Linked DNA regions of Mus musculus: region 2 is linked to region 1. Evidence: chromatin loops called from intact Hi-C (ENCODE). Cell type or tissue: left cerebral cortex. All regions are shown on one strand. Links, peaks and the distances in the headings refer to the core of each region. The heading gives the core; the rest is flanking DNA. Region 1 overlaps Camsap3 (calmodulin regulated spectrin-associated protein family, member 3). Region 2 overlaps Pnpla6 (patatin-like phospholipase domain containing 6).

Region 1 (5,369 bases), core at 208-5,207:
CCCTTGTGTGTGCAGCTTTATACCTGCTCTACGCACAGCTGGAGGAGGAGTGGGGCCTTGCCCGCCATGCCATGGCTGTGTATGACCGTGCGACCAGGGCAGTGGAGCCAGCACAGCAGTACGACATGTTTAACATCTACATCAAGCGAGCTGCTGAGATCTATGGCGTCACCCACACTCGTGGCATCTACCAGAAGGCCATTGAGGTACCCACCACTAGTGACCTGGTATGGGGTTGGGGTCCATGCAGACAGAAGGATCCCAGAAAGCCTGCCTGTGGAGAGGATGGCAGAAGGCTTTCCTACAGGCAGGCACTGGGACCCCTTTCCTTCACCCCTGCTCTCCCTGACCCCATGGTGCCAGGTGCTGTCTGATGAGCATGCCCGTGAGATGTGCCTGCGGTTTGCAGACATGGAGTGCAAGCTCGGTGAAATCGACCGCGCCCGGGCCATCTACAGCTTCTGCTCCCAGATCTGTGATCCCCGGGTACGGGTTGTGCCTAGTGTTGGAGAGGTGAGGGTGGGCAGTGGGGATGCTGTGCCAAGCACCTGGCTCAACCACATGCCTGCGCCCCACCACAGACAACTGGGGCATTCTGGCAAACATGGAAGGACTTTGAGGTTCGGCACGGCAATGAGGATACCATCAGGGAGATGCTGAGGATACGGCGGAGTGTGCAGGCCACATACAATACTCAGGTCAACTTCATGGCTTCACAGATGCTCAAGGTGTCGGGCAGTGCCACAGGCACCGGTGAGCTTCTTTAACCCCCCCTTTCCTTTTCATGGCTAGGCCACATGGAGCAATGTCTGCCCTGTCCCAGAGCACTCACGGCCCAGCCTAGGCTTCCTAGGCCTGGCAGCATTTGGAGAGGGCTTGAGGTCTAACCTTAACCTTCTCTCCCTCATTGGCCCTGCACCTCCAGTGTCTGACCTGGCTCCTGGGCAGAGTGGCATGGATGACATGAAGCTGCTGGAACAGAGAGCAGAACAGCTGGCAGCTGAGGCGGAGCGGGACCAGCCCCCCAGGGCCCAGAGCAAGATCTTCTTTGTGAGGTGAGAGCAGGTGGGGGGTGGGCCAGTCCTTCTTAGGAAAGGGGTATTCCAGAGAAGCTGCTGGGGGCTGGAGGGGGTCCACTGAAGCAGCTGGCAGCTACCAGCTTCCCTCTCGAAACCCTAGGAGTGATGCATCCAGGGAGGAATTGGCAGAGCTGGCTCAGCAGGCCAACCCTGAGGAGATCCAGCTGGGCGAGGATGAGGACGAGGACGAGATGGACCTGGAGCCCAATGGTCAGTGGCCAGCCCAGGGGCCAGGGTTAAGAGCAGAGGTGGGCCACCCCCCATCCACCCCCACCTTGACCCCACTTCTTTTCCCCCACAGAAGTCCGACTGGAACAGCAGAGTGTACCAGCTGCTGTGTTCGGGAGCCTAAAGGAAGACTGACTCCCTCCACACTTTTTCTTCCATGGTCACTCCCCCATAACTACCCTTCTAATACATCCCCTCTTTGTACATCCCGGTCTTGACCTCCTTCCTGCCGTCCAGGTGCCTCAGGGCGTGCTAGCTTAGAACTGCCTGGCTCTCAGCACTGATTGGCTGGGACAGGAGGTGGAGTAGTCAGGGGATATGGCATGTGGACAACCTGCCCTCACCCTGCAGAGCCAGTTCTGGACGCTGCAGGGCCAGTTCCCCTGCCCCATCCCAGGCCTCTTGTCAGGCTTGCCCAGTAAGAAACCTCCTTGAGCCCCAAACCGAGGGACACCTGGCCCTACTTACGTGGGTGTCATAGATCCGGGAGTTCACAAACCCTTGTGTCTCCATGTAGTAATAGGCTCCGTGGACCTACTAGCAAGGTGCTTGTATCCCTGGCTAAAGGCCAAACACCAGGCCTGGTGTACAGGCCACATCCAGGGTGGAGCCCTTCTAGCTTAAGCTCTGGGAAGCCATTAGTGGCCTCTAGATCATTAAGGGGCTTTTGGCATCAGGAGACATAATCAGATTTGTGTTTGAGCCGGTCACGCAGGCTGCCGTGTGAGCAGGGCGCAGTTGGAGACAGGCTATTGGCTTGGACCATGGGATAGCTGGAGGGGTGAGTTCTATACAATTTGGCAGTATCTGGGAAGCAAGGCTGTAGTGAGCCTAACATCTGAACTCTGCACCTACAGTGGCAACTAGATCCTCTGATAAGGGGCTCTGAGGAAGGACACAGAATCCCCAGCTCAGAGACTGTAACTGGGCTCAGAAATGAAGGCAGGTTGGCAACAGGAAACAGGGATCGGGTTAGAAGTTGGCTGCACACCAAATGCAACCACACGGAGGAGGAAAATGTGGGGGTGGAGGAGGCCCAGGAGAGGAGAGCTGGTCTGGAATCTCTTGCCAGGTCAGATCAGAGGTGGCTGAGAACATCTAGAGGAGGGAGTGTCAACAGGAAGGTCACCACAGATGTTGGCAGGAGCTGCCACAGGGCCAGCAAAAGGGCAAAGACGACAAGGTAGGGCTTGTGAAAACACGAGACGTAAACTTGGTCAGGCTTAGGGAGGAGACACCGTGTCTCAGCTTCTCTTTTCAGTTATTTTATTCAAGAAAGTGGAGGACAGACAAGGGGACTGAGCTGAGCCCTGAGTCACTGAAGCTCCCAGCTCAGCCCCCCACAGCATGACCAGACAGGACCCAGGAGTGCACTGCCCAAGGTGGGCACTATTTGGGGGTACCGCCACCCTTCTTGGGCGTGGTGGGCTTCTTGCTTTGCCAAAGGTGTCCCTGGATAGTGAAGGCGTCTACACTCATAGACATGGTTTTAGCAGGGATCTGGGTGAACCGTTTGCGATCCGAGTTGTACTTATAGATGCCTTCGACCATGGCAGGAGTGACGGTCCGAGGCCCATAGCCTGCCAGCCTCGATAGCTCCTCTGTCTCCCCAGACAGAGTGTAGAGGGCCCGGAACTGGCAGCTTGAGTCCCGAAAGAGAATCAGGAAGTGGTTGGCCTTGCTTTTCTCGATTTCCTGAGGGATGGTGGCAAGAAGCTGGTCAGGCTGGACTACTGCTCTACCCGCTAGTCTTACCCACCCAGACAGCTGTGGGACTCACCTCTAGAATTCTGTTCTTCTGGGGCTCATTCACCTTGCCTGCCAGGCAGCAGTGTGACAAGGCATTGTGGATGATAAACTTGTTAGACTTGGCGCTGGGTTCCTTGTATAGCCGGGGACCTGGAGGGCAGTCAGTCAGCAGAGACTGGGCGTGGGTTGGGGAAAGGCAGGTAGAGAACGCGTAGCTTCTAACATTACCCGGTCTCACTTACCTGTGTACTCAGGCACTGATGCTGGGGAGGATGCATTGCTTCCATTCTCCCAGTCACGTTCTCGACTGCCAGGCAGGCGGCTTGGAGACATGAGGCCTGATGGAGAAGGGGCCCTGCAGGGGAGGGGAGGGGTGAAGCTGGGGTCAGTAGTGTGTGAAGCCTCCCAGGGTACAACAGGATTAGGGACGAGGCAAGCCCAGTGCACTGCAGAGGAGAGGGGCATGTATATTGCATGCTGCCACAAGTCCATAGACAGCTGCTCCATATGCTCAACCTCCTACATTGCATGTGGGCACATCCTCCAGACTTGAGTCAGTTTCCCCCAAATCCCATCTGTGTTCCTGTACTTCCTTCCATCTACACATCCCAGCGGTCCCGCCATATCTTGCTCTAGGTTCCAGATAGACTCACCGAGAGGTGGGCCTCTTCACACCAAGGTTATTGGGAGCCTCGTTGGCCACCGTAGATAGGGACAGCGTGGACTGGGAATAGACCTTGCTGAGCCGTGAACCTAGGATAGACAGTACCAGTCAGTTATCCCTAAGGCCTTTACCTCCATTAACGCCCATGGGCATTCCCGAGACCCTCTCAGCCTTTCGTGATTGCCTGCTAAGTTTTGTTTATTTATACGAGTATCTGTCTTATGACAGCAGAGGGGGGCACTGGACTCAATTACAGATGGTTGTGAGTCGGTCACATGTGGTTGCTAAGAACTGAACTCGGGACCTCTGGAAGAGCAATAGGTGCTCTTAACCACTGAGTCGTTTCTCCAGTCTGGCTTTTACTTTTTAAAGATGGGTCTTCTATAGCCCAGGCTGGCCTCAAACTTCCTATTTGTTGAGGATGACCAAGTCTCCAGTCTCTACTTTCTCAGTGCTGGAGTTATAGGCCTATAACTGCCATTCCTGGTTAAAACTGGGGATGGAACCTGAAGTTTCGTGTACGCTAGGGTAGGCAAGTACTCTACCAAGAGCCACCACCACCACTCTGAACTTATTCGTGTGTGTGTGTGTGTGTGTGTGTGTGTGTGTGTTTATGTGTCCTTAGTTTCAGTGTTTGGTGCAGGACCTCAAGGTGTAGCCTAAATGGGCAGAGAAGCTGCTCAACAGCCAGTTTAGGACCAAACTCAAAATCCTCCTGCTTCAGACTCCTGAGTATCGCAATGACAGGCATGTGCCAACCTGTCTACCTTAATATGGCAATTTTTCTTATACAGCTCTGGGATTTAACCCAGGGCCTCATCCATTCCAGACAAACCCAGCCCTGAGTTTGGCATTCTTGTCCACATACCTACAGGGAAGGGAGCACTGTTTAGTAGCATCCTCAAATATCCAAGAGAGTTCCTCACTATCCAGCCAAGGAAGGAAGTTACCCTCACCACACTGGAACTCATGCCCACTCCAAATTCCTGCCCCATCACTGCATGCCACCAGACACTCCCTCTCTCCACAATCATAGGGCCCCTCCAACAGGGTCCTCACCCAGCAGGCCGCGGGCTGGGCTTCGTGCCAAGGCCGAGTCATCACAGCAACCAGAGCGTGGCCGGGTGGCCCTGCGCCCGCCCCGCCCTGGTCCCCCGGTCCCTGAGGCCCGGGGCCGTAGCACCTTATCAAGGTCATCCATCAGTTTCAGTTGTGCCCGGCGTTCATACTCAAGTCTTGTGAAGTCCCCCCGCCGGGGGCCCACCTCCTCCTCAGCTGGGGCCATGGCTCTGGTAGTAGGAGCCAAGGTGGCCACTGGAGCCGCAGAGGCTACAACAGGAGTTGTAAAGGCCAAGCCTGGAGCCTCCTGAGCCAGCCTGCAGATTAGACAGAAGGTAGCAAGCAGGATAGAATATGGGAGCACTGGGGCAGCAATACCAAAGGCCAGGCCCCTCATTCCAGTTCTAGCCTCACCTGGCGGCCTCCTCCCGTTTCTGCTCCTTCTCTGCCTCCTGCCACTGTTTGCGCCGCCGGGCTTCCTCTACCCGCCTCTGCTGACGCTCCAGCAGGCTAGCTCGCTTCTGAGCCATCTCATCCTCAGGCTTGTCTTCGTCCTGGAGGATGTCATAGGAGTTTAACTAGCCACTCTG
Region 2 (5,369 bases), core at 64-5,063, 75 kb after region 1:
GTTCAGGCTCTGTCTCAGCTCTCTGGTCCTGCCCAAGCCCTGGTCCTGCCCGACTGTGGGGCATGCTGTACCCCTAAACTACAACCTTTGGCAGATGTACCAAATGCCACTCAAGGTGGAAGAGGGCGTGACACCAAGCCACGCCCACAGGCAAAGGGGTGTGTCCCCAAACTGGAACAGGAAGCAGCAGAGGCGTGCCACTCAGGGCCTTTCTTCAAGCCACGCCCAAGCCTCGGTCCCAGATGGAAGAACAGTTATTCTCTGGCCCCAACCCCCACTGGAGGAGAGTATCCCTCAAATTATACACCTAAGCATTAGGTGTGTTTCCTAAGGCTCTTCTTCATATTACACCCAAACCCGACCCCTGAGGTAGAAGACAGATTGTTCCCCTGGGTTCCTTTTTTAGGTTCCCACCCCTTACAAGTTTCGCTGGGCTGCGCCGTGAGAAGAGGCGGCGAGGACAGCGCAGGTGCAGGTGCCCTGAGCACCAGCTGCGCATGTTGAGCCACTCTACAGTGCGCGTGGGACCAGGGCCTTCCTCCCGGTGCAGCAAAACCAGTTGCTTCAAGGCACGGACAGCAGTGTTCTCTAACATTTGCTCCAGCTATGGAAGACAGAGACAGGTGGAGGTCATTGATACCTTCTCTACCCACACCCGGCAAAGCTCAGCTCCCTCACAGAACAGCAGCATGAGTGTACATGGCCTTCCACAGGCACGGAAGGACAAGGGATGAGATCCTGAGGGGAAGACTGAGGTGTATGTGTGGGTAATCAGTGCATACAGTCTCCAGACCTGGCCAACAGTGGGTTCCTGGTCCCCCAGGCCCACAATGAGGATGCAGTCGGCCTGGCGCAGACAACGGACGGTCCAAGGCGTCAGGGATGTGTCAGTTTGGTAGAGCACAATGCGATGGGCATCTTCCTGCTGGGCCAACCACCCTGACAGCCGGAATTCTTGAATGCTGAGATATAATGAGGGAGGGTCATCCTGGAGCCGGCCTGGAGTCCCACAACCTCTCCCAATATAGAGATAGTGCAATTCTACTGCTGGGAATATTTAGATAATTCCAGGTCCCAACAATTAAAATGCACGCCAAGGCAGGGAGTGGGGTTGAAATGGGGACTCAGGTGTTGCAAAGGCATATATATATATGTATATATATATATTTATTTTCACATATATTTGTTTTGCATTACTTTGCCACATGAAATCAACAATGTTAATGCTCAAGAACCACATAAGCAAGTTACAAAGAAAAAAAAAAACCCAAACAATTTTTTTAAAATCCTCATAATATTTTAAGTTTGCTTTGAGCCACAGTATCTCACAACTATAAGAGCTGCATATGGCCCCTGGGTTTCCAATTTGACACCCCTGCTACCAAAAGGGATTTGCCCCACATCGTCTCCCTATTGATCCGACAGGCAAGACTCCTCGATTCAGAAGCCTAGTTCTCCAGCCCAATCTGAAAGAATGTCCAACACAGGCCTTCTGCCCTTCCAGCCCCACTCCCCAACCCCCACACACCTATCCAGTGCTGAAGCCCCCAGGAGTGCCCGGATGACGTCACTGTTAAGGAGGAGCGTGGGACCTAGTGGGGTTGAGGAATGGAAGTTAGACAGAGCGCTTGTCACCCATCCCCACGGCTTAGGCTCCGTTTCCCTCGCACCCACCACCCACTCACCCACCACTTAGTACGGGTGACTGGAGTATAGACACACCGTTCCACTGAACAGATTCCCTATCGCTCACCAATAGCTTGCAGAGCATGCTGCAGTTCCAGAGTAAAGGCCATCATGGGCACCTCAGCACACACAGGGAGGATAGCTACAGTAGACAGATTGCTGGCTGGGTTGGTCAGTTCCGAGTGCTGCGGAACACTGAGCCCGGAGCCTGTTGAGACACCAATCAGGGATCGGCTGAGCAACTCTGTGTTCAGAGAGGTATCTTCCTTCTCCCCACCACCTCCTCTTCTACCTATCTCCCTTTCCCCCTCCTCTTCTTCCCCCACTTCTCCTCACCCCCCCCCACTTCCTTTTCATTCCCCTCTATCCCTGCCTTTTGTCATCCTCCCCCCCAGATCCTCACTATTCTTTTTTTTTTTTTAAGATTTATTTATTTATTATATGTAAGTATACTGTAGCTGTCTTCAGACACACCAGAAGAGGGAGTCAGATCTCGTTACGGATGGTTGTGAGCCACCATGTGGTTGCTGGGATTTGAACTCAGGACCTTCGGAAGAGCAGTCAGGTGCTCTTACCTGCTGAACCATCTCACCAGCCCGATCCTCACTATTCTAAGCTATGATAACACCATACAGAGGCCATGGGTGTAGTGCCCCACATACAATTCCATCCTTGGGTGTTTCTTGTTAAGACATGGCCAGCACCCTTTACTCTGGGCCTTAATCTCAGTGAGACCCATTACACAACTTTGTTGCAGTTCTTTTCTGATATGTGGTCTCACATGGCTGGGAATGACCTTGAAATCCTGCCTCCTGCATCCAACCTCTAAGGGCTGAGATAACAGATGTGTGCTACTATACCCAGCTACCCACCATGCAATGTTAGAACCATTCAAATCCACTGTGCCTACGCAGAGCACATCCCATCCTGACTCAGGCTACTATGTCCCAACACCGACTAAGACAAGAATATACTTGTGACTTTTCAGTTTCTCAGCTACCAGCCTAGATGGAGTTGTCATTTCCATCTCTTGCCAAGGCCTCACTTCAGACTTCAGACTTTACTTGCTGGTTGGTTCGTCTCTCCCATATTGAGTTCACCTTAGTTGAGTTCACCTTAGTGAACTCAAACACTTCCCAAGGCCCTTCTTTCCCTCTAAGGTTACTCCTTGTTGTGGTTCAAAAGCACTAATCCCTGGACTGGGGCTATAGGTCCAAAGCATGACTTAGCATGCACAAAGCTCTGGGCTCCATTCACAACATAAGCCATGTTGTACCATATGCTTGTCACCTATGCACTCAGAAGGTATAAACTCAAGGCCATCCTTGGCTACACAGTGGGTTCAAGGCCAGCCTGAGCAACATGAAACAAAGCTCCAAACCATGAAACCTTGTGTGGACCTTCCTACTTCTCTTCCACATCCAGCTTTAGGTAACCCTGGGATGGCTCAGCCCACAGTCCCCAAAGATCTTCCTTCCATCCATCCATCCTTTTCTCCAGCTTTCTGCCTGCAGCCCTGCGTAATTACCTTGCTTCATTTCCCTCCATACTTACCAGCTCCTGACATTGGGGTCTTTATGTGTGTTTTTAAAATTATGTCTTTCCTACTTATATGACTTCGACCTTTATTTCCTGAATGTGAAGGTTATGTGGAGGAAAGGTTAGCAAAAATGTGGAAGTTCAGGTGCGTTTGGTGGCATGGCTTGAACAGACTGTAACATGATATATTCTAGCTCACAGAAAGTACTCTCCAGTATAAATAACCACATTTCCTAGCAGGCCAGTTTAACTTCAGAAGCCATTTCCCAATGTGCCCCTAGTGCCGTATGCCACGCACGAGCTCATTTGTAATCGTATTATGATTCTTTCCCAGAATGCTCATGTGATTCCACTGGGGGAAGCATCCCCCCTGCTGAAGAATCTACCCCATGGACTTGAGAGATGGCTCAGCAGGTAAGGTGCTGCTGTGAAGCCTGGCATCCTGAGTTGATCCCCAAGATCCAAAGAGAAGGGAGAAAACGGATTCCTCTGACCTTCACATATGTGTGTGCAGTTGCACTTGAGCGTGTACTCACGATAAATAAGCCGTAAAAATGTTGCCCTTACTTAAAAAAAAAATCTGCTAAGACTTTAGACAAATTAACAAACTGCCTAGAAACAAGGACTACATTTTCCAGCAAACACTAAATCCAACTTCCAGTTCCAGTAAGATTTAGGGTTGAACTCGGTTTCCCATCATGCCATTTGATAGCTTGTTCGTGGCCGCCAGACTAAGTCCCTCACTACGCCCTGAGGCTGTCAAACTCTCACCTGGAAAGGGTCCTTGCAACTGCTGCAGATTGCCTAGAATTTTCTGGCTTAGCAGATGAATAAGGCGGGTCACAACCTAAGGCAGAGGGTTGGAGAGGTGGAAGAGAATGGTGTTCAGTGAGACTGAAAGGTCTCACCTTTGTTTCCTTCACCTGGGAGGCTAGAAATACCATTACTTGGGCTGCAACCTGACTAGAAAAGCCAGGCGCGCATGCGCACGCGCACACACACACACACACACACGCGCACACGCATAGGCGCAAACACACACACAAGCCACGGCCCCTGCGGTCCCCAGCCAGAAGATGCACCTGTGGGTACCGACGTTTGATGTGGCCTAAGGTGCCCTCGGGAAGCTTGGCCAGCTCAGTGTCTCGCACTGCGTGTACAGTGGTGGCTCGTGGCTGCCGGGTCAGTGCCTCCACCTGGGATGCAAAATAAGAACTCACCCAGGTGATAATGGGGGCCTGAAGAGGCACAGAGAGTGGAGTCCAGGCTTCTCGCCCACTTTACTGATTGTTTCTGACTCACAGGAAGGAGCCAGGGAAGAGGTCTGGGTTGGCACTAAAGTTGGGGTTGGGTCTCCAATTCCATCAGATTTCTCCGATGATGTGCATGTGGGTGAAGGGCCAACTATGCTTAGAGAGATATGGGGGCTGCCCTTACCACGCCAATGAGATCCCCTCGACCATACTCCCCAACTAGCTCCTTCTTGCCACTGCCTCGTTGGATGACACTACGGAGACGTCCATTGAGTACAATGTAGGTGCAGTCGGAGCGGTCTCCCTGCCTGGGGTGGGTGAAAAGTGGAGAGTCAGACAGAATTGTATCTAGGGTTTGAGCAGTGAAGCAGGACAAGGGTGGCACCTGTAGAGCGCACGACCAGCCTCCACAGCTGTCCAGTCAATGGCAAAGTCCATCTGGCGCACGAAGGGGGACATTCTAGCAGCCACCGTGTGAGCTGCACTCAGTACCACACTGGGTTGTGCACGCATGATCCTGAAAGCAAAACGGGATGTGTGTGTGTGACCAGGCCTTCTTGGAGTACATTGAAAGGAAGGAAGAAAATGGGTGTTGGTTTGGGAGTGAAACAGAAAGAAATCACATCTGCCCTAGAAGGTGTTGGGAGGTCCGATTTGGGGGCTACATTCTACCTTCTAGAATGGGGTGGGGGACTATGTTTTGGTCTTTTGCCCTTGGAAAAAACTAGCTGGGCTTTGGTCATCTAGGTGCCAATCCTACCCCATATCCAAGCCTTACTCATAGAAGTGGGATTTGGAGATCCGCAGGAAGGTGCAGTCTCTCTGGGCACGTAGTGTGAAGATGAGAGGTTCCCCAGTGAGCACCGCCAGTTGCCCCACCAGCTCCCCTGG

Evidence for each region. Hi-C counts contacts between places; a loop is a spot of excess contacts. Peaks named below come from ENCODE experiments on the same cell type or tissue, not always from the same donor. Only the 100,000 strongest peaks of a DNase experiment are listed, where the experiment ranks them.
Region 2: a loop joins it to region 1, with 2.4 times the contacts of the local background. A loop is called at or near these places in 1 of 42 quality-filtered maps.

What each region holds. Positions count from the first base shown.
Region 1 is chr8:3,606,231-3,611,599 of GRCm38, reverse strand. Camsap3 (calmodulin regulated spectrin-associated protein family, member 3) reads right to left here. Exons shown (of 17, transcript NM_027171.3): 12 at 5,194-5,333; 13 at 4,780-5,096; 14 at 3,710-3,809; 15 at 3,299-3,411; 16 at 3,088-3,206; 17 at 2,525-3,002. The coding sequence ends at 2,697. Xab2 (XPA binding protein 2) reads left to right here. Exons shown (of 19, transcript NM_026156.2): 14 at 16-206; 15 at 364-486; 16 at 582-753; 17 at 926-1,055; 18 at 1,180-1,289; 19 at 1,381-1,510. The coding sequence ends at 1,442. Among named protein-coding and RNA genes, the nearest start is that of Xab2, 12 kb to the left of the region's middle. In left cerebral cortex, for the core only: no CTCF peak of the experiment used is centred there; DNase peaks (open chromatin) are centred at 2,324, 2,830 and 3,577; H3K27ac peaks cover 186 bases.
Region 2 is chr8:3,531,055-3,536,423 of GRCm38, reverse strand. It overlaps Pnpla6 (patatin-like phospholipase domain containing 6), which reads right to left. Exons shown (of 35, transcript NM_001122818.3): 17 at 5,257-5,369; 18 at 4,864-4,995; 19 at 4,663-4,786; 20 at 4,308-4,421; 21 at 3,997-4,072; 22 at 1,754-1,894; 23 at 1,529-1,592; 24 at 794-962; 25 at 422-604. Among named protein-coding and RNA genes, the nearest start is that of Pnpla6, 18 kb to the right of the region's middle. In left cerebral cortex, for the core only: no CTCF peak of the experiment used is centred there; a DNase peak (open chromatin) is centred at 2,630.